Regions from separate parts of the Mus musculus genome. Here all the other regions are linked to region 1. A link is a loop called in an ENCODE intact Hi-C map of the cell type or tissue named here. Cell type or tissue: heart. All regions are shown on one strand. Region 1 holds the start of H4c1 (H4 clustered histone 1). Region 2 holds the start of n-TSgct5 (a tRNA gene). Region 3 holds the start of Zfp322a (zinc finger protein 322A).

The links. A loop is a pair of places that touch in the nucleus more often than their neighbours do. Peaks named below come from ENCODE experiments on the same cell type or tissue, not always from the same donor. Only the 100,000 strongest peaks of a DNase experiment are listed, where the experiment ranks them.
Region 2: it touches region 1 in a loop (4-fold over the local background); 7 of 42 quality-filtered maps call a loop at or near these places.
Region 3: it touches region 1 in a loop (3-fold over the local background); 4 of 42 quality-filtered maps call a loop at or near these places.

What each region holds. Positions count from the first base shown.
Region 1 is chr13:23,757,246-23,765,245 of GRCm38, forward strand. It overlaps H4c2 (H4 clustered histone 2), which reads left to right. Exons shown (of 1, transcript NM_178193.2): 1 at 1-141. The coding sequence ends at 87. H4c1 (H4 clustered histone 1) reads right to left here and starts at 4,004. Exons shown (of 1, transcript NM_178192.2): 1 at 3,550-4,004. The coding sequence starts at 3,912. The coding sequence ends at 3,601. H3c1 (H3 clustered histone 1) reads right to left here and starts at 5,141. Exons shown (of 1, transcript NM_013550.5): 1 at 4,640-5,141. The coding sequence starts at 5,108. The coding sequence ends at 4,698. It overlaps H1f1 (H1.1 linker histone, cluster member), which reads left to right and starts at 6,423. Exons shown (of 1, transcript NM_030609.3): 1 at 6,423-7,167. The coding sequence starts at 6,472. The coding sequence ends at 7,113. In heart, no CTCF peak of the experiment used is centred here; DNase peaks (open chromatin) are centred at 4,116, 4,786, 5,096 and 6,466; H3K4me3 peaks cover 5,704 bases; H3K27ac peaks cover 6,954 bases.
Region 2 is chr13:22,046,131-22,054,130 of GRCm38, forward strand. n-TSgct5 (a tRNA gene) reads right to left here and starts at 4,637; the gene lies at 4,556-4,637. In heart, a CTCF peak has its summit at 4,999 (motif pointing left); a DNase peak (open chromatin) is centred at 4,941; H3K4me3 peaks cover 2,443 bases; H3K27ac peaks cover 2,028 bases.
Region 3 is chr13:23,365,097-23,373,096 of GRCm38, forward strand. It overlaps Zfp322a (zinc finger protein 322A), which reads right to left and starts at 4,112. Exons shown (of 5, transcript NM_001111107.2): 1 at 4,039-4,112; 2 at 3,024-3,109. All of the region lies in intron 3 of 4930586N03Rik (RIKEN cDNA 4930586N03 gene), which reads left to right. In heart, no CTCF peak of the experiment used is centred here; a DNase peak (open chromatin) is centred at 4,205; H3K4me3 peaks cover 2,910 bases; H3K27ac peaks cover 2,196 bases.

The sequences.
Region 1 (8,000 bases):
CACGCCAAGCGCAAGACCGTCACCGCCATGGACGTGGTCTACGCGCTCAAGCGCCAGGGCCGCACCCTCTACGGATTCGGGGGTTAAGGGACTAAAGCGATTTTCTTAACTGTTACAAAAGGTCCTTTTCAGGACCACTCACTGAATTCCTTAAAAAGCTGTGCATTTTGCTCCCTCACCCTTCCCCCACACTGGCAGCGGCCCTCACTAATAGCTTCAGCTTTAACTCAGGCTGTGGATAGTCAGCATAGTTGAGATTCCCCACCCCCACCCCTCCAGGCTGAATTTGTGCACAAAGTACAGCCTCACCTTGTACAAATTGTTAAAAGTAGGACACTTCAAGGCTCTTTTCTCAGGATTGGTTCAAGGACGGTTAAACAGTCTTGAAAACCTGGAATTTTGGGGAAAGGTGTTAGAACCTCTAGGTTCAACGACTCATTACCACCGCCTGAAAATAACCTTGGGTAGGTGAACAAAGGTAACCATCCAGATGAGAATTTACTAAAGAAACAGGCTCATCGGGTCCTGGAGGTAAAAACAATTGAGTAAAGAGTGAAGCTTTGATACACATGATGTTTTCTTGACCAGCCCTTTCAAACAGTTCATTAAAACAAATATTGACATAAAATCTACATCGTATTAATTACTACAGGTAATGCCAGGATAATATAAAATGTAAGGATGTGTAATACAGGTTATTTTGTATATACCACTGACACCATGTACAGGGCTTCAACATTTTCATATAGTGGTATGGGTCTTTAATTCTGTTCCCATGAATTTTGACAGTCGACTAAATAGTGAAACTAAATGAGATTAATGGCATAAAACACAATGTAGTGTAACATTTGTAGCGTGAAGAAACAAACTGATTTACATCCAAAACGAAGTTTTAGCCAACACACTACACACTGACCAACAGCTGTCATCCCAGTACTCCAGAAATGGATGCAGAAGTCAGCATATGTTCTGTGCCATTCAGAGACTCAGAAATGATAGTATATGCCAGTATGTGTTATATACTCTTAGTTCTTGGACCCTTTCATCAGCCCTAGAACTGCATCTTGTTAACAATGGAACACTAAAAAAAATACACAATTGTTGTTAATAGCACAGGGTAGAACTATTCAGGCATTTGTGATTAACTCTCTTTTCTGTAGCCTCTTTGTTAAAACACTTTTCTTCCTGCTATAACGCATAGGTACTGTAAAATAGTTTATGTTCAAATATAACTCCATGGCCTGCTTGAGATGCTAGAACCAACCATCTTGCTGCAGTGTCAAAATCTATAACAGTGTCTGCTTCTTGCCACTCAACATCCCAGCAGAATTAGAATTTTGCTCAAGTAATTCTGAGTTACCATACTAGTCACAATAAATAGTGCTGCCTTAAAAAACACAGTTCTCATTTCAAATAGAATTAAGAGATGTTTTACTTGAGAGCTAAATATGAATGCTCATGGCCTAGGAACACAAATTCAGATTCTTCCAAGTACTGTAGTTTGCTTTGGGAGTGTTCCATGACATTTTACTAGTTATACTTGACTTTTTTTAATATTATTGTTTTAGATGGTTTGCCTACATGTATTTCTGTGCCTCTTTTATGATTGGTACTCAGAGACCAGCAGTGGGAACTGGGACTCCTGGGACTGCAGTTACAAGAGATTTTGAGACACCATGTGGGTGCGGGTGCGGGTGCGGGTGCTAGGAATCAAATGTAGGTCCTCTGGAAGAGCAGCCAGTGCTCTTAACCACCGAACCATCTGTTCACTCTTCTTTTATCTTTTAAATTTTACATTTAAAAAATTATTTTGTGATCTTGTGTGTGTGTTAGTGTACACATACGAAAGCATACGTGTGGGTATCAGAGGATAACTTAGGAAAATTGAGTCTCTCCTTCTAGCTCCAAGAGCTTAAATTCAGGTCTTCAAGCTTGGCAGCAACTTTATCAGATAAATCATGTCACTGAGTTCTTTTGTCTTGGTATATAAATCATGTTAGCCTGGAACTTACTATGTAGCCCAGTCTCATCTTAAATTCATGACCTATATGAAGGGTTTTTAAAGTGAATATACATCATGAATCATTTTATGCACATCCCCAGGCAAAAGCCACACTATGGTGCTGCCATAATTAATTCCTCAATTAGGAATGACAATTGGTAATGTAAGGAAAAGTGAGAGGTTCCTATCCACAGTAGAGGTCCACCAAGGAGATATATATGTTAGGAATATTTTGGAAAAAGGCCAAGCCACCTTAAAGGCCCACGTGATTACTGCGATCCAAGATCTGCATCTACATGACATTTACTGCTCATGAGAATCCATTGTTTTCTGCTGGCCTCAGGGAGCGGCTGGCACATTACCTAATAGCAAAGAAATACCTCCCAAAGGAATTTAGAGGAGGGATAAAATGATCAATCACCATCAAGAGAGATCACATTTTCTTGTTCTTCTGTCTGCTCTCCTCCTGAAACTTTCCAGGATGTATTATCCATGAATTATATGCATTAGTTTAAGATGAAGCTATGCTGAATAGTTCATTTTTCTACCAGAAATTCACGGTTGGAAAACAGGAATTCCCAAATCAAGGAGAGATACTTAGACCTAGCTAATAGCGACAGGATGAGGTTCAAAACTCTCCTTTTTAAATGATGACTAAAATAAAGACAATCGAAAGAAAAAATACATAGACAACAAAACCACAAGAAGATGAAGATGGAGGAGGAAGGCAAAAAAGTGCCAGCAAGCTGGGTGTGGTGGTAAACAGTAATGCTAGAACTTGGGTGAAGGATCAAGTTGTCTAGGCCATTCATTGCAGGAAAAGTTATTTTCCTATTTTCAGTCACAAAGTGAGCTCACATCCCCTTCACCTGTGCTCTCAAACTGTCACTGCTTCACCCCAAAATTGTAGCAGCTTTCCTCAATCTGCCTACACTGGCCAATCACATTAACAAAAATCAGACTACAGGAAGCTATTCCAAGAACACCCCTGCCTTTACCAACCTTGGCCACGGGGTGAAGCTGTAAAGGGGGTCATGAAATGGAAGCTACTATACTTACACGGCATTAGAGTTCTCAAATACAATGCCATTTATCTTAGTTGTGTAATCACCATGTTAAGACATGAATCCGCTGGGACTCTGCCTGTTCTGAGAAAGAGAAACAAAACAAAACAAAAAACAATTTTTGCCATTGCATTGTTGGCAAAAAGGCCACATCTCAGGGCAAATGGTTGAGAATTATGAGGAATGTTTAGTTCTGCCTTACATGGACTTTACTTGAACCCCGCCCGGACTTACAGACGTTTTTAATGTGGTTAGATGAGAACCATGCTTAACTGCTTTCCTATCCCTCACTCAGGCTTTCCTCAAGGAACAGAGTTTAGCTGCGCACACTTAATAAGGCAGTATTTCTTTTCCAAGAAAATGGTGCAAACTTGACCTTACAATTCTCCAAAGGCACTCAAGGTTTATTTACTCAATTTCTCTATATTCTGAGATGCCCAAGCTGTTAGGTGGTTCAGTATTACAGCGCTTTTTCAGGGAATGTGGGCGGCCCTGAGAAGGGCCTTTGGTTAGAAAATACAAATTAAAAAAGTCTTAGCCGCCGAATCCGTAGAGGGTGCGGCCCTGGCGCTTGAGCGCGTAGACCACGTCCATGGCGGTGACGGTCTTGCGCTTGGCGTGCTCCGTGTAGGTGACGGCGTCGCGGATCACGTTCTCCAGGAACACCTTCAGCACACCGCGGGTCTCCTCGTAGATGAGGCCGGAGATGCGCTTCACTCCCCCGCGCCGGGCCAGGCGGCGGATGGCGGGCTTGGTGATGCCCTGGATGTTATCGCGGAGAACCTTACGGTGGCGCTTAGCGCCGCCTTTGCCCAGGCCTTTTCCTCCCTTGCCGCGACCCGACATGTCTTAGGAAGAATGGAAAATGGAGTCAGAGCTGAGAGTCGGTCCTTTATATAGCTGCTTGGCCTTGATCTCCCACCCCCAACAGAATCACACAAACGAAAACCCGCCCGCCGGACGGTGACGTCATAAACCCCGCCAATAAGACCTGGCGGGAAAGAACCGAAAGCGCCCGGGCGGGAAAGTGACGTCACAAATCCCTCCCATCAACCATGCCCCGAAAGCGCGCCGGCGGGAAAATGACATCACAAACCCCGCCCCTCAGCCAAGACCCGAAAGCGCGCCGGCGGGAAAGCGACATCACTGATCCCTCCTCTCAGCCATGCCGGGAAAGACGCAAAAGCCCGCCGGCGGGAAAGTGACTTCACAAATTCCGCCCCTCAGTCACGACCAGAAAGCGCGCCGGCGGGAAAGTGATGTCACATATCTCGCCCATCAGCCCCGCCCCGAAAGCCGGACGGCGGGAAAAGTGACATCACAGACCCCTCTCTGGATCGGAGCCCTATAAGGACCGAAAGCCTGCGAGTAGGTCACGTCAGAGATCCGACCTGTACACTTTACGCATATTCCACGGGTAAAACCAGACAATCAGTTGACCTATTTTGTACTTGATATCAACTTTGGGCTGTTATAAACTCAAGTTTTGGGGAATATCCACCGTTATAGACACTAGGGAATATATAGGTTCGTTTAAGGATGGAGTAAATTACAGCCATTTTACTTGAAATCGTGTGTGGCTCTGAAAAGAGCCTTTGGTTAATTCCGTAGAACTGTACGGAACTGTACAATTACGCCCTCTCCCCGCGGATGCGGCGGGCCAGTTGGATGTCCTTGGGCATGATGGTGACACGCTTGGCGTGGATGGCGCACAGGTTGGTGTCCTCAAACAGACCCACAAGGTAGGCCTCACAGGCCTCCTGCAGAGCCATGACGGCCGAGCTCTGGAAGCGCAGGTCGGTCTTGAAGTCCTGCGCGATCTCGCGCACCAGGCGCTGGAACGGCAGCTTGCGGATCAGCAGCTCGGTCGACTTCTGGTAGCGCCGGATCTCGCGCAGCGCCACGGTGCCGGGACGGTAGCGGTGAGGCTTCTTCACGCCGCCGGTGGCCGGGGCGCTCTTGCGGGCGGCTTTGGTGGCTAGCTGCTTGCGCGGGGCCTTGCCGCCGGTGGACTTGCGAGCGGTCTGCTTAGTACGAGCCATAGCAAAAACTAGAAAGCAAGCTGGTGAGCACTTGGAGATGGTGAGTTCAGAACTACTATTTATAGTATGCAAAGGATAGTGATTGGATGAAAATACTGGTTATCTGTGACGTTTAAGACTCTGATTGGTTTATGTTTAAGAACTGCAGTTGAGGCTAAGGTAGTCTGCCGCGGTACTTATTTTTGTATGTGTGTGTTTTAAAGTAAATGGAATAAAATTCCAGTGACTGTTATCTTCTACAGCACATCTGCTTCCAAACACATTGCAGCTTGGACTTAGTGGCATTGAAGAATAGAGAACAATCTTGTTATCTTCATTATTGAAATGTAACAATGTGACTTCTACATTGAAGGAGAGTAGGCCAGATTCTACCTTTTGATTGGTTTACTGCCTTTCGTAAATAGCCACTAAAACAGCAGATTTAGAACTCTTCATTTGCGTGGAAAGTCTCCATTTTGTTGCAACCCACACTGTAAAGAAATGGAGAGAAACATGGGAGTAAAAGTACAGACGTCTGACTCGGGTTATTCTGAGCATTTCTTCATTAAATGGCTGTACTTGTATGGATGCTTTGAGTTCTTGCATTTGGAGCTTGAATTTTCAAAATACTTTCACGCATTTTTGGCCAGATATCACTGATACGTTCGAAAACAATTTTTTAACTATAAACTATAGAAATCGTCATACCATGTTAGGATTGCACTTTTAAATTCTTTAAAAAAAAAAATGGGCAAGACTTTCCCAGAGCTATTGTGTACTTGCATATCCTGGGAAAAGTCGTGTCCTGCCTTTTCTCTTTTTATTTGAGCCACTACTGGCTCACAATATGAAATCACTGTCGCAAGCTGACACTCCTTAAAAGAACACTAAGCCTCTTGCATAACTAAAATATAAAGTAACGATACATTGCTCCCATTACTGCCAAGAATCAATACTGAAACCCGCAGAGAAGGCCCACAAGCTGGCTTTCTGGGTTTTAATTGACTAATTTACAGCCACCTTTCACTAGTTGAGCTCCTTTTTGATAGGCATCTACCACTTTCTGATGATAAAACAGGAGAGTACAAGGAGAATCTGCTGTGGTTGAAATTCCACCTCAAGCAGCCAGCCGGAGAAGTTTTGAGGCCGCCTCCTCTACCTGCAAAAACACGAAGCTAGGTCGGTGGAATCGCAAAGGAGTTAGTTTCTGAAATCTTGCAGGCAGACAGGCGCACGGGAGGCGGGGCCTTAGGGTCCAGGGGGCGGGCGTTAGCATTCACCAATCACAGCACAGCACTGCTCTATAAATACTCCGTGCAGGGGCCTTGTCTTTCTACTTCTTTTCTTCGTCTTGGGTATAGCTGTTGTTTATTCATCAGCAACCATGTCGGAGACGGCGCCAGTCGCTCAGGCTGCTTCTACTGCCACGGAGAAACCTGCTGCTGCAAAGAAGACCAAGAAGCCGGCAAAAGCTGCCGCTCCTCGGAAGAAGCCCGCGGGACCTTCGGTGTCGGAGCTCATCGTGCAGGCAGTTTCTTCTTCCAAAGAGCGCAGTGGCGTGTCCTTGGCCGCGCTCAAGAAGTCGCTGGCTGCGGCGGGATACGATGTGGAGAAGAACAACAGCCGCATCAAACTGGGGCTGAAAAGCCTGGTGAATAAAGGCACACTGGTGCAGACCAAGGGCACCGGCGCTGCTGGCTCTTTTAAGCTGAACAAGAAGGCTGAGTCCAAGGCCATCACCACCAAGGTGTCAGTGAAGGCGAAAGCATCCGGGGCTGCTAAGAAACCTAAGAAGACTGCTGGGGCTGCAGCTAAGAAGACTGTCAAGACTCCGAAGAAGCCCAAGAAGCCTGCAGTTTCCAAGAAGACTTCCAAGAGCCCCAAGAAGCCGAAGGTGGTGAAGGCCAAGAAGGTAGCCAAAAGCCCTGCCAAGGCGAAGGCAGTGAAGCCTAAGGCTTCCAAGGCGAAAGTGACAAAGCCAAAGACCCCAGCTAAGCCCAAGAAGGCAGCGCCCAAGAAAAAGTGAACAGTTGGAGGCTTCTTCTATAAATAACCCAACGGCTCTTTTCAGAGCCACCAACATAACTCAAAGAGCCTGACACTTGTTTCACACTATAACAACTGCATTTGGGTACAAGCCTGGTGGGATTTAGGCATTATTAATTTCCCCCAGTAAACTGACAATTTGGGTCAGTCTAGTTTCTAGTTTTATTTCCCTGAGATTCTGGGAAAACAGCCTTGTTAGCCCTGGGAGGCGCTACCCTCTCCAGGTGTGGTGGATAAGCTCTCTATGGTATGGTAGTGCAATGGCCTGGGTGCCTCAACCAGATAAGGTCCTATTTTGCCAATGAGGATGAGAACTCAGGTGCTTGATCAGTAAGAGTGGGCTGCAGCAAGGGTTCACATGCAATAGAGTTTTTTTTGTTTTGTTTTTTTAGGGGGGGGGGGGGGGCCCGAGACCGGTTTCTCAGTGTAGCCCTGACTGTCCTTGAACTCACTCTAGACCAGGCTGGCCTTGAACTAAGAAATCCGCCTGCCTCTGCAGTGCTGGAATTAAAGGCGAACGCCACCACGCCCGGCTGCAATAGAGTTTTTTTAATTCAAGCCCACCAAGACTGTTCCTTACAGGAATGCTAGGTGCTTGGAGGCTTGGTTTTGTGAGGAAGTGGTTATCTCCCATGTACTGCAATGTTCACAGGCAGCTCTTGAAGCCTTTATTGATTTTTGCTAAGTAGCCACTTTTGTCCCTGCATTGATCCTCCTTCCTCCAAAGAGCTAGAGTTAACGCCCCACACCGTGATTTGCTGGGCTCCCTTATTCTGAGCTCAGTTTTTAAATTATTGGGGGTGGGGGGATTGTCTGGAAGTTGAGGGGCAACTTGAAATTGGTTCTCTTCCACTACTTGAGTCCAGG
Region 2 (8,000 bases), 1.7 Mb before region 1:
CTCAAATAGTCTCTTTGTACAGAAGAGGATTTATGAAGGATACGAATAGCAGTGAATTAATTGCCCAAGGCCACATGGTTACAGAGTATCTTATCTTTGTGTATGTGCGTGTTGCTTTTTTGTTTTGTTTTTGAGACATGTTCTCATGTAATCCATGTTGGCTTCTAACATGTTAAGTAGCTGATGCTAGCTTTGAGATTTTCCTCTGAGTACTCAGGTTCGAGGCATGTACCACCCTGTCTGGCTGGGAGAAAGATTTTTCAAGCCACTTAAGTAGCTCCAAATTTTTCATGTTAGCCCCAGGTTCATGTTATGCCCAACTGTATTCAACAACCAAGATTTTTTGGGGGACCTGTATTCAATTAAATATTCAGTACCTTCTAGAGGCTGTTTTTACAAGAAGCCTTATCAGACACTTGGACAAATAGTTTTTGGTAGGATTAGAACTACGTGGGGACACACATTCTAATTCCACTAAGACAGCCTCTCTTGCTGACCCAGCAGTCCTCTTGAGGCACCAACACAGGGGCAACAGTGCCAATCAATGTAGGAAATAAGCCATTCTGTTTCTTAAACTCCTGTGACATGGCAAGTTGCCAGTGTTGAAGGAGGTGACTGGTAGTTTGTGTGGTGGTGATAATTATAGTTTCAAGGTGATTTAATTTGCCCTATAATATTTCATTTAAGACATACAAACACAGTAATGAAATATTGATATGCACACATTTGAAGTGTTTGACACATCAAAAATAAGACTAGAAAACAAATGACAATGTTTCTGGAAAATATTTCTCTTATGTAAAATTGAAAAGGTTTTGTTACAAATCTCTTCATCAATATTCCAAGGGCCTGAGGATGTATTTCAGTTGTATAGTGCTTCCCTAGTTTAAACAAAGCCCTAGGTTTGACCCACTGCAATCCAGACACAAGCTGAGGTGGCACACATTTGTAATTCCAGCATTTGGGAGGTGAAGACATGAGAACCAGGAAATCATGGTTCCATTTCATTACTTAATGTTTGAGGCTAGGCTTGGCTATATGAGATATTATATGTAGTCACAAAAGGTTGTAGTTCTCCCCCTCCCCCCCAGCTCATATATTATGAAGTCAAAATAATACATTTTGTAACTCTTGAGGAAATGGAGAATTCTCAAGTGTGAAGACTGCTTCTCAGCTGGCATCTCTTGGTTTCCTCTTCTGCTGCTGGTTTTCAAGCAGTGGGTTGTAACTCCTTTGGGAGTCAAACAACCCTTTGGTAGGGGTAGTCTATTAGATAGCCTACATATCAGATATTAACATTGCCACTCATAACAGTAGCAAAATTACAGTTATAAAGTAGCAGTAAATATAATTTAATGGCTAAGGGTCACCACAACATGGGGAGCAGTCTCACAGTATTAGTGTAAGGCAAAACAAACTGAAGCCATTTTGAATAAATCTTCCGTTATAGATAGGGGTCGACTGAATCCTGGTTGGAAAGTTGAAACATAAACGCTAGGCAAGTCTGTCCCTGCCAAAGTTGAATAAATCAACCAGGGACAACAGGATAAGTGAAGCACAAAGGAATGTTCCCAGGAAAGTCCCCTATTCCTGAGTCCTGATTGGTGAAAAAAATGTAACTGTAACTTTGCACAGATGTTTGTCATTTTTCACCACAACATTCTGTAACATCCTCGTTCCAGGAGTGGAATTGGAAGGGGGGTGGGGTGGAAGGTGTCTCAGTTCAGCTCCCAAGTCAGTTCTGTGGCTCTGATCCATTGGTAGTGGCTTGATTACAATAAACTTTTCTTTTCTGCATTGCCCTGGTGTTTGAGTTGTGTTGGATCTGAGTAGACCCCACAACATGAGGAAGGTTGAGACCCTAGCCCCTTGTGTAATCTCACAAATTAGGATTAGACATCCTTAAGCACTTCCAAGGAATAAAATGCACTGGACATGATAGCCAGAGCCAGGCTGAGAGGCTGCAAACAGGCAGTTTGGAAGACTAGGCCTACGTTTCTGTTTCCCAGGACCAAGAACGTGGATTCAGGAACCTGTGGCCAGCCAGCCACAGCTTTGGTCAGCCAATACGAGTATACTACATCATCTGGCCTGGAGCAAGGATAGGTAGCCAGAATGAGTAAGGAACCATCCTGGGAAGTCTCCAGAGCCCTAACCAATCAGACCCTTATAGACAGAGCTGATCAGTCAAGGTAAAAGGGAACACACCCCTCCCTGGAATTCCCCTAACTGACAGTAAAAGCTGGGCCTTTGAGTCCACCGGGGGTCTCCATTCTTAAATGAGGAGACCCCTGCATGCAGGAATTTCTGCTGAATTTCTGCTTTTTGCTGTTGCAAACTATTTGAGTCTGGGGTATCACTCTTTGGCAAATCATGGACCCTTACAGCCTGTTACTCCTTAAGTTAGGTCATGAGTGAAAGTGATCTTTGTCCCTGTTTCTGTGTCTTACAGCTTGCTCGCTCTTATAAAACAAGTCACTACATTGTAAGCTGCCTGCATAGAACTCAAATGACCTTCAGTGGAGGTGGCCTCCAGACCACAGCTATCTAGAATACCTAACATCCTGTCAAAAACCAGGTCAGCGATTATGACCAAGCCAATCCTGCTGCACTCCAGCCAGAGCACAGCTAACACTTCTGCTGCTGTCACATGAGCTTTGGGAGGGAAGCTGAGGCAGGAAGGGTCCAGCTAGCTTACCCTCTTTTTAGCATTCTGGTCCTCAGAAATTGGAAGATAATAAATATTTTAAACTGTGAGGTTTTAGTTATATAAATTATGGAGATGGGTAAGCATTAATGTTAAGAGTGAAACATTGGTGATAAGAAAATGTAAAGAGGTGGGTGTGGTGCACACGCCTTTAATGTCAGCACTGGGGAGGCAGAGGCAGGCAAATCTCTGACTTGAGGTCAGTCTGGTCTACAGAGTTCCAGGGCAGCAGAGTGAAACCCTGTCTCAAAAAACAAAAAAGAAACAAACCGGGAAAAAAAAAAAAAAAACTGCAAAGAAATGATGAAAGTTTAAGTTGGGTTAGTGGCTGGCTTGGAGGAGGCTCTAGATGCCTTTGTGAAGGTTATGCAGGTGCTTGCCTTGAGATTGCTTCATCTTTGTGAACTGTTTGGCCTGTGTGGTGTTTTAAAACCAAAACTTAAAAAGAAAAGTCTGCCATGTGTGGTTGCACTCACCTTTAAGCTGGAGGCAGAGTCAAGCCCAAGGCCAAGTTGGTCTACCACAGTGCGTTCCAGGGTTGCAGGGGCTATGTAGAGAGTTCCAGTCCCAAACAACAAAGAAACAATCAACAACAACAACATCTCTAAAAATTAAATATAAGCCTATTGTGTAAAACAGGAATTTCATAAATGCAAAGAAGTAGACGCTGTTCTGAGATAATTACATGGCTATTTTATATTAGCATACATTTCAGTGTATTTTTTAAGTTTATGATTATTTAATAATTTTTCAGTTTTCTCAAACTATGTATATTTTGAAATTTTCAAACATGCATACAATGTATTTTGATCTCACTACCCCATCTAAATCTTCTCAGAAACGCCCTCCCCATACATGTGCCTTTCATCTTCATGATTTAAAAAATCATTTTTTTAAATTTCTTTAATCTTTGATCTAATTTGTTCCCTATATACACGTGGTTGTGGGTCATACGCTAGTGGCCCCTCCCATTCAACAAAATGTGACTCTCCCCAGCACTCAATCATCAGCTGGGGCTGCAGCCTCTGTAGCCTCTTTCCCCCTCTGCGCTGGTATTTTTAAGCGCTTTGATCTTGCGCGGGTAACCACAGCTGCAGAGCATCCACGCTGTGGCCATTAGGCAGTGTTTCACAGCAGCCCCTCCCCCCACCTTAGCATCTCTTCTTACATTCTTTTTCATTGTTCTAACAAGATGTTTCCTCAGCTTGGAGGAAGGGGAGCTAGTAATCCTAAAGACTGGTAAATTGATAGTAAATGAAAGCATGATTAGAAAATGGAATTTGCAAGATGCTAGCCACTCTTAGTAGATCCTCCAAAATACATGTGAAAATACAGCCTATGTTTCATTATGTACAAAGTATCTAAGCAGTAATGATTCCAGTCTGGTATGATGGTTCTCGTGTGTGTACGCGCTCTGATCTTTCATTTTTCAGTGCTCGTAGTCATGTTGATTTCTAAAAGAGGGACTTAATGAAAATGCCAAAAATGAAACTAAAGTAATAGAGTGAGGGAAAGAACGGACTTCAGCTTCATCTGGGTCTCCTTTCCTTGCCCTTCTTTCTCTTCTCTCTGTTCTCACCTCGATTTTTTAGTTTTTCTTACGGTGGTCAGGAACGAATTCACCAGGAGAAAGTGCATTAAAACAATCATCCAGACACTTCGCTCACAGGTGACACCAAGCGAAACACAATGGTTAAAAGCCAAACAGAGCATAGTAAGACTTAATATGCTGAAACCACGCTGATAGAAGCAAATGAGAATTGGGTTCATAGTTAAATGTAAAATCTCTGACTAGACTTGAATTTACAATTACGTATAGATCTTCATTCTTAAATAAAAGACCCAGACCGACGAGGATGGGATTCGAACCCACGCGTGCAGAGCACAATGGATTAGCAGTCCATCGCCTTAACCACTCGGCCACCTCGTCAGAGCATGCAGAAGGAGCCACGTGGCTCGGTCAGAGTTTAGAGGCGCCGGGCCACAAGGTAGTGCTCACTGGGAGCAGTCGTGGACATATGGCTTGTGCGTAGAGGAATGACCTAGAAAGGAAGAAAATGTGAGGGGCGAAAAACCCCAACAACAAAAAACAACAACAAAAGGAACTGGGATGTGCGTGCTTTCGCTGCATTCAGAAAAGTCGTGATCTGGACGGGAACATCCGGAAGGAGCATCCTGGGCGGTCCCTCCGAGTAGAGGTCGGAGGATGTGGCGGTGCAGAAGACGGTGGTGGGCGTGGCTAGGCGGGCGAGACAGAGGTGGGCCATGCCTCGCTGCCCGCAGCGCCCCCTGGAGCCCGTGACCTGTGCGGATTTCCACCCCGGTGACTCGCCGCAGATCTCCGGGGAGCTAGTTCCTGGAAAAGTGGTCGCTGGATTAGAGTAGACAGTACTCAGAATCCGCTGTTTTCTTCTTATTAGGACTTGATCCCTGGCGTCTTTTCCCAGGCCGTCGGCACGGAGAGACCTTGATTTCTGGCTTGTCTATCCCGCATTTGATTTTCAAAGGAACGTGGTGCTTGAGAAAGCACGGGCACACATAAGCACACACAGGCACACATGCACGCGCGCGTGAAGAGAGGAACAGGCAGAGGAGGGAGACAAGGAGGATTCTGGAAGGAAAGAGGTGGATATTACAAGTTAAGACGTTTTTGTTTGTGATAGGAAATGGATAATGAATAGAATAGAGATAATGGATAGAAATTACTGACTAATCCAAACCATAAATGTTCCTTTGAAAATGAGTTAAAAGCAAAACGTTGTTTTGCATTGCTTTTTGTGTTGTAGAGACAGGGGTGTAGCCTGTACTGAACTCAAACTGGTGACAGCCCTCGTGCTTCAGGCTTCCCAGTGCTGGAGCCACAGACCTTCCTGCGTGTTTCCTCCCTCCCTCCCTCCCTCCCTCCCTCCCTCCCTCCCTTCCTTTTTAATATTTATTTATATTTACTTATTCATTTATTTGTTTATTTTTGTGAGTGTAAATGCGGGGGTATAAAAAAATGAAAAAAGGGGCGTGGGATCTTCTGGAGCTAGAGTTGTGTCACATGACACGGGTGCTGGGAACTGCACTCGGGTCCTATGGAAAAGCAAGAAGGCTCTTAACCACACAGAATCTTTTCTCTAACATCGGAAAGCAAGGTTTTTAAGGGAGAGATTTCAGAGGAAAGTACCAAAGGTGACCAGGGAGTTACATTCATGGGTCAGATGAGGAAGTTAGTAGCTGATCACCCCATGCTTAAACTGAAAATGGAAGGGACAGGTCAGAGGGATGTCTCACAGGGTCCTGGCAAATCAGTCACTGCTGAACATCAGGGGTGGGGTGAGGGGAGTGGGGTGAACAGGTGCTAACTGTGTTCAGTTAGGATTCTCTTCCTTAAGGGTGCACTAATATCTTTGTGCTTGTTTTTGTGAATTCAAGAGTCACAAAGAATAGTTATTTTCTTTTTCCATGAAGAGCCTTTACGTTGCGGCTTTGTGGCATGACCCCTTGGTTCCAACAGTCCTGCCTCAGCTCTGCAGCTTCCCATGGTCTTGGTCTCGGGGCTCAGTCTTACTGTTTTGTTTTGTACCAAGAAGAACCTATCCTTTACTCTCTTCCAACAAGTAATTTTCTTCGTGGAGCAGTCGTGACCTTTCTTCCTTTATCTTAGCAGAATCCTTTTCTTATACTTTACTTCTCACTTTAAATGTACATTTAAAAGTTCTGAGCAGAGCTAATTGCACGTTCTAAAGTTTCAGTTGCTTCAAAATATATGTAAGTGGTCTTCTTTTCCTTTAGTAGTGGCAAAGATTTTCACTACTTGGAGTTAAAATAATTTATTAATTTATAGACAGGGTCTTTTCTGGCCTGCAACTTGTGAGCTGGGATTACAGGCATTTGCTCCCATTTCTGTGTTGTTGTTTTTTTTTCCAAGACAGGGTTTCTCTGTGTAGCCCTGGCTGTCTTGGAACTCACTCTGCCCAAGTGCTGGGATTAAAGGTGTGCGCCACCACTGCCCGGCTTCTGTGTTTGTTTTTGTATGTGAGGCTGCACTTATGTTTGCATGCAAGACGAGACTAGAGGACAACTTTAGTGTCGTTTCTTAGAAACCGTCCACCTTTCTCCTAGAGACAGGGTTTCACTGGGACTTGGAGCTTTCCAAGCAGGCTAGGTCGCAGTGATTAGATCCACCTGTCTCTTCCTCCCCCGCACTGGGATTACAGGCACATGTATGCTCGACAAAAACAAAACAAAGCAGCAGCAACAACAACAGCAACAAAAGCAACAACAACAGCAACAAAAGCAACAACAAACCAAGGCAAGGGCTCTGGGTTCTACTCAGGTCCTGATGCTCAAGGCTGGGATCTATGTGATGCTGTTGGTTGGGGCTGAACTTCCCATAACCTGTTCATCTCTGCATTGTTTTTGTTTTGTTTTGTGATTTTTCCCATTTGCTGTAAAGAGAAACTTCTTTGATGAAGGGTGTTACCTGCACTGATGTGTGTATAAAGATAAGATTTATTTATTTATTTATTATATGTAAGTACACTGTAGCTGTTTTCAGACACCCCAGAAGAGGGTGTCAGCAAGTTTGTCCCTCTCTAAGAGACAGACGGACATGCAGTTAAGATTCTGTGAAAAGTGATCATCCTGTCAGACATGGTACAGGTGAGAACAGCAGCTTGGAGAAGCGAGATGTTTTTGGTTTGTGTCCTCATAGAAACCAGAGAAGCTCTTGCATCATTCTTATTCTTCTAAAGGAAAAGAAGGAACACATGCAAAGACCTCCCCTCCCCCCAACCCCAGCCCCCCAAAGGCACAGGCTCCTAAGTTGGGAAGCCTGGTGCTTAGCCATCTTTCCAACCTGTGGAACATTCCTTTTGAGATCAGGCTCAGCAAGTCATATGTCTCCCAAACCAAACCAAACCAAACCAAACCAAACCAAACCAAACCAAACCAAACCAAACCAAACTAAACTGAGCAAATGAGCTTCTGAGGGAAATGTTATGCCCTAAGGAGGAATATCAAAGAGTGGTCAGGTGTGCTCACTTCAGCAGTAGGTGAGCCCTGCAGGGCTGTATTTGAACCTTCTGGGTTTGTAGAGTTCTTGTTTTCAGTAAACTGCTGCTGGGCTTCACTTTCAGTTCTCAGTGTGTGTGGGAGAAGGAAGTCCCCCTGCAGAATCTTAGCCCCTTGGAGTACAACTCTCCCTCCCTCCACAATTACTACAGAGTTGTGTTTTAGAGGCTGTTTCAGACTTAATTAAAATTTAACTACTTACGTAACAAACTATAGAAATGATCCTTGAAGGAAT
Region 3 (8,000 bases), 390 kb before region 1:
ATTGTTAGTTCAAGTGGGTACTGGTAACCAAACCTGGGTCCTTTGAAAATGTCCTTAACAGCTGCGCTGTCTCTCCAACTCCAAATGTAAATTTTTAAAGATATTTTTTGTTTTGGTTTTTCAAGACAGTTTCTCTATGTAACCCTGGCTGTCCTGGAACTCTCTCTTGAGACCAAGCTGGCCTCAAACACACCTGACATTGTCTCTCAAATGCTGGGATTAAGTGTGTGCCACCACTCCCAAGCATTCAACTGTAAAAATTTTAAAGTGCAAGCAAATGCTGTAGTTTGTGTAAGAAATCAGAAATTTAAAAAATCCTATTTAAAACTATATTTTAAAAATATTTTTAAAAATGTACTTATAAACTTTGTCAAAAATAAATTAGGAAAAAATAAGAAACTAATGTTAATGTCTTATTTGCATCATCACAAGATAGGTGAAAATGGGATCAAAACCTAAGAGGACAGAACTGATGTGAACCAAAGGATGAAGTGCCATATTTCTCTAAGAACACATTTCTACATACATATATACTTAACAGAAATAAATGGGTGGCCTGGGATAGGTCTCTGTAGTGCAGCATATGTAGGGCCCTAGGCCCTTATCACTAGCAGTGCCAAGGAGCTGCAAAATGACACATGAAAGCAAATGACACCCGAGTGTGATGACTCACATCTATACTCCTAGTACTTGGAGCATGAGAAGAACTGGTAAATATTTGAGGCTAGCCTTGGCTATAAAATTCCAAGCCTGCTTGGCCTACAAACTGAGACCCCATTTTAAAACAAACCAAAAGACAGTTCATTTCAAACAAATAACATGAACACCCAAAAGTAGAAAAAAAAAAAAATAACTCTTACATAGTATGAGACTATATAAACTCAAGCTAAAGACAATAATTATTTTTAATTTTCTTTTACCTTTTTTTAAGAAATTGGCTCATTATATAGCTCAGGTGGGTCTTGTTTTCTGATCTGCTTGCCTAAGACTCCCACCCCAAGTACTTCAATTAGAGGTACACAGCCTCCCAAACTGTATATACACAATTACTGAACCTTATTTATGGGGCTTTTCCTCATAGTACATACTAGTTAGTATGTATACCAGAGTTGGATAAGGGAACATAGATTCCCCTCAGTTACAGAAGGAAATTACAAATAGAAAAGAACAAGATTAGAATGAACTCTGTACTGTGGTTAGCTGGAATTAAAGGGCAGTATGAGAATGAGGTCACAGTTTGTACTGTCTAGAGAAGCTGTACAATGTACACATGAAAAGGGTTTTCCATCCTAGTAATGTCAGCTCCCAAGCACAGCAATAATGCACATATTAAATACTAAGATTCTAGGTTCTAGATACCATTCATCACTGAATGCAATCAGGAGACATGGTAGATATCATGATTTGCAAAACAGCCTACAATATCTTTGTTGAGCTAAAATATAGAAATGTTCAAACAAAAATACAGTATGTTGTTCTTTAACTGTCTCATGGTGATAGGGATTGAACCCAAAGGCTGCACACACATCATACTCCACCACTGAGCTATATGCCCTATCCTTTTTACACTTTGAGAAAGGTCTTCCCTAGGTTACCCAAGCTAGTTTTGTAACTTCCAATCCTCCTGCCTCAGCTATTTAACTGAGTTTGCTCATAGTTTGGGAAATGAATCAGATTATCTTATTAAACTACCAGCCCAAGACATCACAACTGCTCTCAGTAGCCAAGAAATTATGATGCACAAGAAAAACAAACAGAAAACCAATTTTAAACCAGGAAACAATTTTCGTATGCAAATAAAATATGATCTGGCTGTCAGTCTTCAAAACAGAATATGATACTTCCCACACATTTACAATAAAATCCAAAGTTTTACTGCCCTCCATACTATGGAATGTTTGCCATTTTCATCCTCTCAGGCACCTCAAAATATGTTGTTTTTCTACTTTAGGTAGAAAATCCTCTACTTTAGGTAGAGGAACCACTGTTCCTCAATGTAGCTTTCTCCATTATCCGATTTAAGTAGCCTGAAACTTACTACCTAAAAAAGCAACACACCTTCATGGCCCTTCACACCACCTTACAGCATCACTATCCAACATTAAGAGATGTACTTTATGTACGTTCCCTTGTCTGTCTCTCCTACTAGAGCATAACATCTACTATGGTTAGGGTTTTGTCTTTTGGTTACTGCAATATCTGTAACATTTAGAATGCATCTGTTAAACAATTAAAAAAACAACAAGTAGCCAAGTCTCAGACTGAAAAAGGAGTATCATTATCCTTGGGTCTCCAATGTGCATCTGGCAAACACAAACCCATCCTCCAAATCCTTACTCCAGGCTACTGTCTCTAACATGCTTCCTTTACCCCTCCTAGGAAGGGAGGACTTCTGGTTTTTGTTTTGTTTTGTTTTTTTCACGAGCAACACCAGACTCCATTTCATAAGCGAAGAGCAGACAAAAGTTCAAATAGACAGGCTAAGCAACAAAACTTCAGAGCTCAAGATTCTTTTCGGTTAAAGGATATATGGGATGATCAAACAGTAAGTATTTAACGTATTGTCTTAAAAACCATACTTGCTGTACAGCCTCAGACCAGGGGTTGCCTCAATTTTCATTGATTACATGGATTATGGACATTTAATCCTCCCAAGAACACTGTAAAATCAAATATTACCACCATCTTACTGATAGAAAACCTGTTGCTATGACAGTTACCTAATTACACAAGAACTCACAGGCAGTTAAGTAACAGAGCCAGGTTTAAATATCCATCCTAGAGCCTGTCTGAGCATTGGGCACACTGCCTTCTTTGTATGGTAAATCAAAAGAAGGACAATTGTTGCAAATCTGCTGTGTATGCCTGTTAGAAAAATAGGTGTACTGAAAGGTTATCAAAGGGCCACTATGTTAGTCACCAGAAAGACCCTTTTCCTTTTCCCAAGTATGTTTTACCTTCTTTCTTGTCCCATCCCTACTCCAAAATTCACATTTATATAGAAACAGATGTATGCCACTTACCTTAACAAGAACCCAACGATTTATTTTTTTCAGATCCACAAGGTCTCTAATCCAGAAGTACTCATAATATTTAATTCTTCCCTCTCCTAGAGGAAAAAAGCAGCAATGTTGAATGAGCATGACTGCAAAGCTTACATTTTTCCTTTTAACAGTAGGCCATTTAAATAATGTCCCATGCACTCTCCAATCCTGACATCATCCTTCAGCAAAATTTTGCTCATTCTAATGTTTCCGTTCCTCCTTCAAGAAGCCGTTTCTTTCTGACCTGCTCTACACAAAATAACAAGAATTCTTCTAGCTGAGAGATTTTTAAGTTCAGAACAAAGCCCTGGGCCTTGTTTTTCTTGCTGTTAAGACGGGGAGAGTCTCACGTAGCTTAGGCTAGCTTCAAAATCGCTAGGCAGCTTAAACTGGCTTTTAATTCCCTATCCTCCTACCTCTACCTCAAACGCTCAGGTGACTGATAGGCGCATTATTATTTCAACTTCTGAGATCAAGGATTCATTCCTCGTGCACTAAAACCTGTAGGAATACGATTCATGAATGCAATGTTACACAGGACCAAGGCTGCTAAAAATAAATGACTATGGAATGCTTTGAGCAAACAGATTCTGCAGATTCCGGGGAACTCAACTAATCTCCGCCCTTAAGGCTGGGGGAGGGTCCCCCCAGTGCCCATGGTTGTCTAGACATTCAGGAAGGCTCCAGACTGCATTCGAGCCTGGCTCCATTACTACCTCCAGGACAGTCTCACAGGTTTCTCCTCCCAACTTTTCGTTGACAGCGACAAGAAGGGCGCCGCGCCTGGCCCGGACCCCTCTCACGGCCAAGGACCTCGAGGACCCGCTGAACGCTTACTCCGCCGCCCAGGGCGGCACTTCCGGTGACTGGACCCTCAAGCCGGAGCTTCCGGGGCCGAGCACTCGGCGATGGCCGATTCGGTCCCACGGTCTCCTAGGGAAGGAGAGTGGGCCGAGATGCTGAGAGGTCGGCAAGCCAACCGCCGGATACCAACCTGGAGAAGCGGTCCCCGCACACCACAAGGCCAAGACAAACCGCTCTCACCAGCAAGGACAGGGAGGCGTAGCCACGCCCCGAGGCACGTAACTACCCCTCATAGGGCTGCACCGGGATTCCGGGCCAATAAGCACCGGACCTCCCGAAATGGGCGGAACCTGAGCGCGCCTGCGCCCTGGCTCTTTCGCGTCCGACAACTACCTTTTCAGCTCCTGGAATTTGGGACTGCAGCAGCTCCGGTACCCACTGAATTGAAACCGTGCCCTGCGCCCGGTACTGCGGCTCTGAACTTCTGTTTTCTTTCTCCACGGCTGTTCAAATCAAGAGTTAGGAGTAGTGTCTCAAGGATAGATGCAGCGGACTCGGTTTTAAATACCTTGAAAAGCCGGAGAAGTGGAGAATTACAAAGGCTCTTTGGTGCTGTCACTCATGCCAGCAAACTATGAGAAGCTTTGAATAGGCAGCGGCGGCGTGGCCTTATTGCTGGAGAAAGCTGCGGGGAAACCGTGTTGAAAGGATTTCTGTCCTTTCTGATTGCGATTCTAGGCTGAAGACAGATTCAGAAAAAAAAACAAAAAACAAAAAAGAACAGTCAATATTTTCCCTACTTGAAAAAAAAAATGTATGTAGGCTGGCGAGATGGCTTCTGTCGAGAGTGAGGAGCAAAGAGTGCTTCTTGCTAAATAAAACCTCGCGACCTGAATTTGATCTCTGAGACCAATGTCAAAAGCGGAAAGAGAGAACTAACCGTAAAAGTTGTCTTCTGACAGGCATACACAATAATAAGTATATAATACACACACACACACACACACACACACACACACACATATATATATACTATACACATACACACATGTATATAACAAAAACCCTCACATGGGAAGTGAGTACTAGAATTCTCTGGTCTGGAGAAGAACTTGGATTGGCTGTTAAATTCTAGAGTTAGGGTCTGAGGATGGCAATTATGTATTCTGAATTCACTAATTCCTGTTTTCAGAATTTGCAGAATTTCTGCAGCTTATTTTAAATTAAAATTTTAAGACAAAAAATCCCACCAGTGTCATTCAAATATTTAAGTTTTTTTTCTTAGACTTATTTTCTATGTATGGGTGTTTTATCAGCATATATGTGCACGTGGTGTGTGCGCGCGCACTCTAGGAGGATGTCAGATCCCCTGGAACTGGAATAATGCATGGTTTATGAGCTACCATGTGAGTGCTGGCTGGAAAATGAACCAGGGTCATCAGCAAGAGCAAGTGGTCTTAAATGCTGAGCCATCTCTCTAGCCCTAATTTTAATATTTAAATAACTTTTTATTAACTGTTTTTAGTGTAAGATGTACCAAACACAATTCGAATCACACTATAGAATGAGCTGTGTATGGCTATATTAGGAAGAAATGTACACATGTTATTGCAGGAGAGTATGTGTTTATGCCATCCCCTTCAGCTATAAGAGTGTTGAGACAATGGACTCAAAGGATTGGAATTGTGATAGGAGTCTTCTGCTGAGAACAAGGAAAGGACTAGGGCCTTGGCCAGTGGGAGAGTTAGGGCAGGATTTCACACAGTCCTGACTGTGATGAGTGGGGCTACTTATGATTGTAGCTACCAGGACTCCTTACTTATGCACATCTCATGACCTTTAAAATATTCTGAACGTCGTGTTAGTGGTTGAACCCCTTTACTTACTCCTCTTCCTAGTGTGACCATATTGAGTAAACCGCTTTCACTGCTTTGTCTTGCTTGTCTTTTTGACAAATTGAAGACAGGTAGCTGAGCCTAGCTTGGTAGAGCTACCAAGGTCCATGCATAGACTCTTAACAGCCACTGTAAACCGGAAGATTAACTTGCCGACTTATACATTTAATAACGGGAAGCTGATTTGAACCAGAATCAATTACTGGAGCCGCCGCCATACTTATGGCTACCTCAGAGTATTGTGGGGAAGTGCTGGACAGCACATTACGAAGGTGTGATAAGTGCTGAGCCACTTTAGTCAAAATATTGGCCCAAGCAGAGTACTTAGTGCACTCAGTTTCTGAACATTCGTTGCTATTCTCTACGTCATCTGGCATTACAATACAATACAAATACACAGGCCATCTCAGCCCTGAGCTGGCTAGTCTCATGCTCACATTCTAGGATGAACTGCAGATGTCAGCCGTTTCGTTGTAAAAGATGGTGTGGGAGCACAGAGATGGGGGCACTTGGCTTGCATTCTGCAAGAAGTTCAGAGAAGAATAGACAGTTAGGCGTGACGTAAAAGATTATAAGTATAAATAAGATGAAAATGAAGTGGGATGGAAACAAGCCACAGTTATTTCAAAGAAGCAAACTTCATCTTGAAAGAAATGAGAAGTACAGGCCAGAAGGAAGGTGCCTCTGTGGATAAAGATGCCTGTTGCCTAGGCTGAAAACCCAAGTTTGATGCTCAGTACTTAGGAGGCAGAAGAACTGACTTCCCATGCTGTCTTCTGACCTCCACACTTGTATGGTAGCATGTTTGTACCACCCCACCCACACACCACATATGTACACAAAGTAAATGCTTTAAAAGAGAATTAACCCCGAAATTTCAAGCATACTGCAGCAGCCTAGTTATATCTGAAGTTCAAACATTTTTTAAAGTTTTTTTTTCTTTGTGTTTTCAGTTTTAGATGCTGAGACAAAGATAATAAGTAAAATTGACTTTTGCTGGCAGGGTCAGATACTACAAAGAGATCAGGTGAAGTAGACTCCTGGGTGATGTTTGGATGGTATATACTGTGAGCCATGTTTATATGGTATAGACACTTGTGTTCCAGGCACCTTATCAACCCTGTTTCTCTTTGTTTTCTAAGTTGCTGAAGCATCTGAGGTTTTCCACTGACACACAGAACAATAGTGCACAAGTATCAAATTAATTTGGTGAACAATTAATTTGCAGGTCCCACTTAATTTTAAAGTAAATGAACATTACATTCTACTGTATAATATAGCCAAGTACTACAAGTAGAAAATTGTAAAAGTCAACTTCTACCTTTAAAATAAAAATTGAAGCCAGGCATAAAGGCACACACACTTAAGCGTAGCACTTGGAAGCTGGAGGCAAGCAAAACTCTATGAGTTTAAGAACAGTCTGGCCTACATAGAGAACTCCAAAACAACAGGGCTAATAATAATAAGACCCTGTCTCAAACCAAACCAAACTGGCTGTGGATAAAGGTTTTTAAGCAGTTGACCACCAAAGACTTGGCAGGAAAGATCTCAGGTTAAGCATGGGTAAAAGAAGATATATATTTGTTAGCCCAATCATGAGTGCAGACTGCCTTGCAACCATGACCTTATAAAGTTTAAAGAGGCCAAAGGACAATCTATTAATGTTAAACATTCAGTCTCATCTAATACTCTTGAGGGAAAGGAAATGTTTTGTACAGCTTGTCAGTCCCCATTCCTAACAAGCAAGTATGATTCATTTGGACAACTGTAGAAGATCAGAAGGAAGACAGGTGTTTGGGGTCCAGCCAGTTGTCGTTGACTCAACAGTGAGTTCCCTGTCCACTGTAAATCACTAAGTTTAGTTTTAAAGAGGAGCACATGGGGTATAGACAACAGTGGTGAATTTCCATGTGCTATTTAAGGTCACACAAAAGCTGGCTGTGAAAATGGGACTTCATCCATCCACTTCAGAACTGAGCAAGTTCATCTCAAAATATCCTCCAAAGCCATTGTTCTGGGTCAGGTTGGCTCGCTGACTCTGTGACAGGAAAAAGGAGGACAATTAAAGAACACACAAATAAAGCCATGATGTTGTCCTTAATGTCAGCTAAAAAAGTCAATAGAAGTTACTGCTTATCTCACAACATAAAGATATTTATAGTAAAAACAGATAATGTGATGCTCACTTATAAAGAAGACAGGGCTTTCTACCTAGATGTCTCTCAACCAGTAACTTTATTACAATAGTTGGAACAAA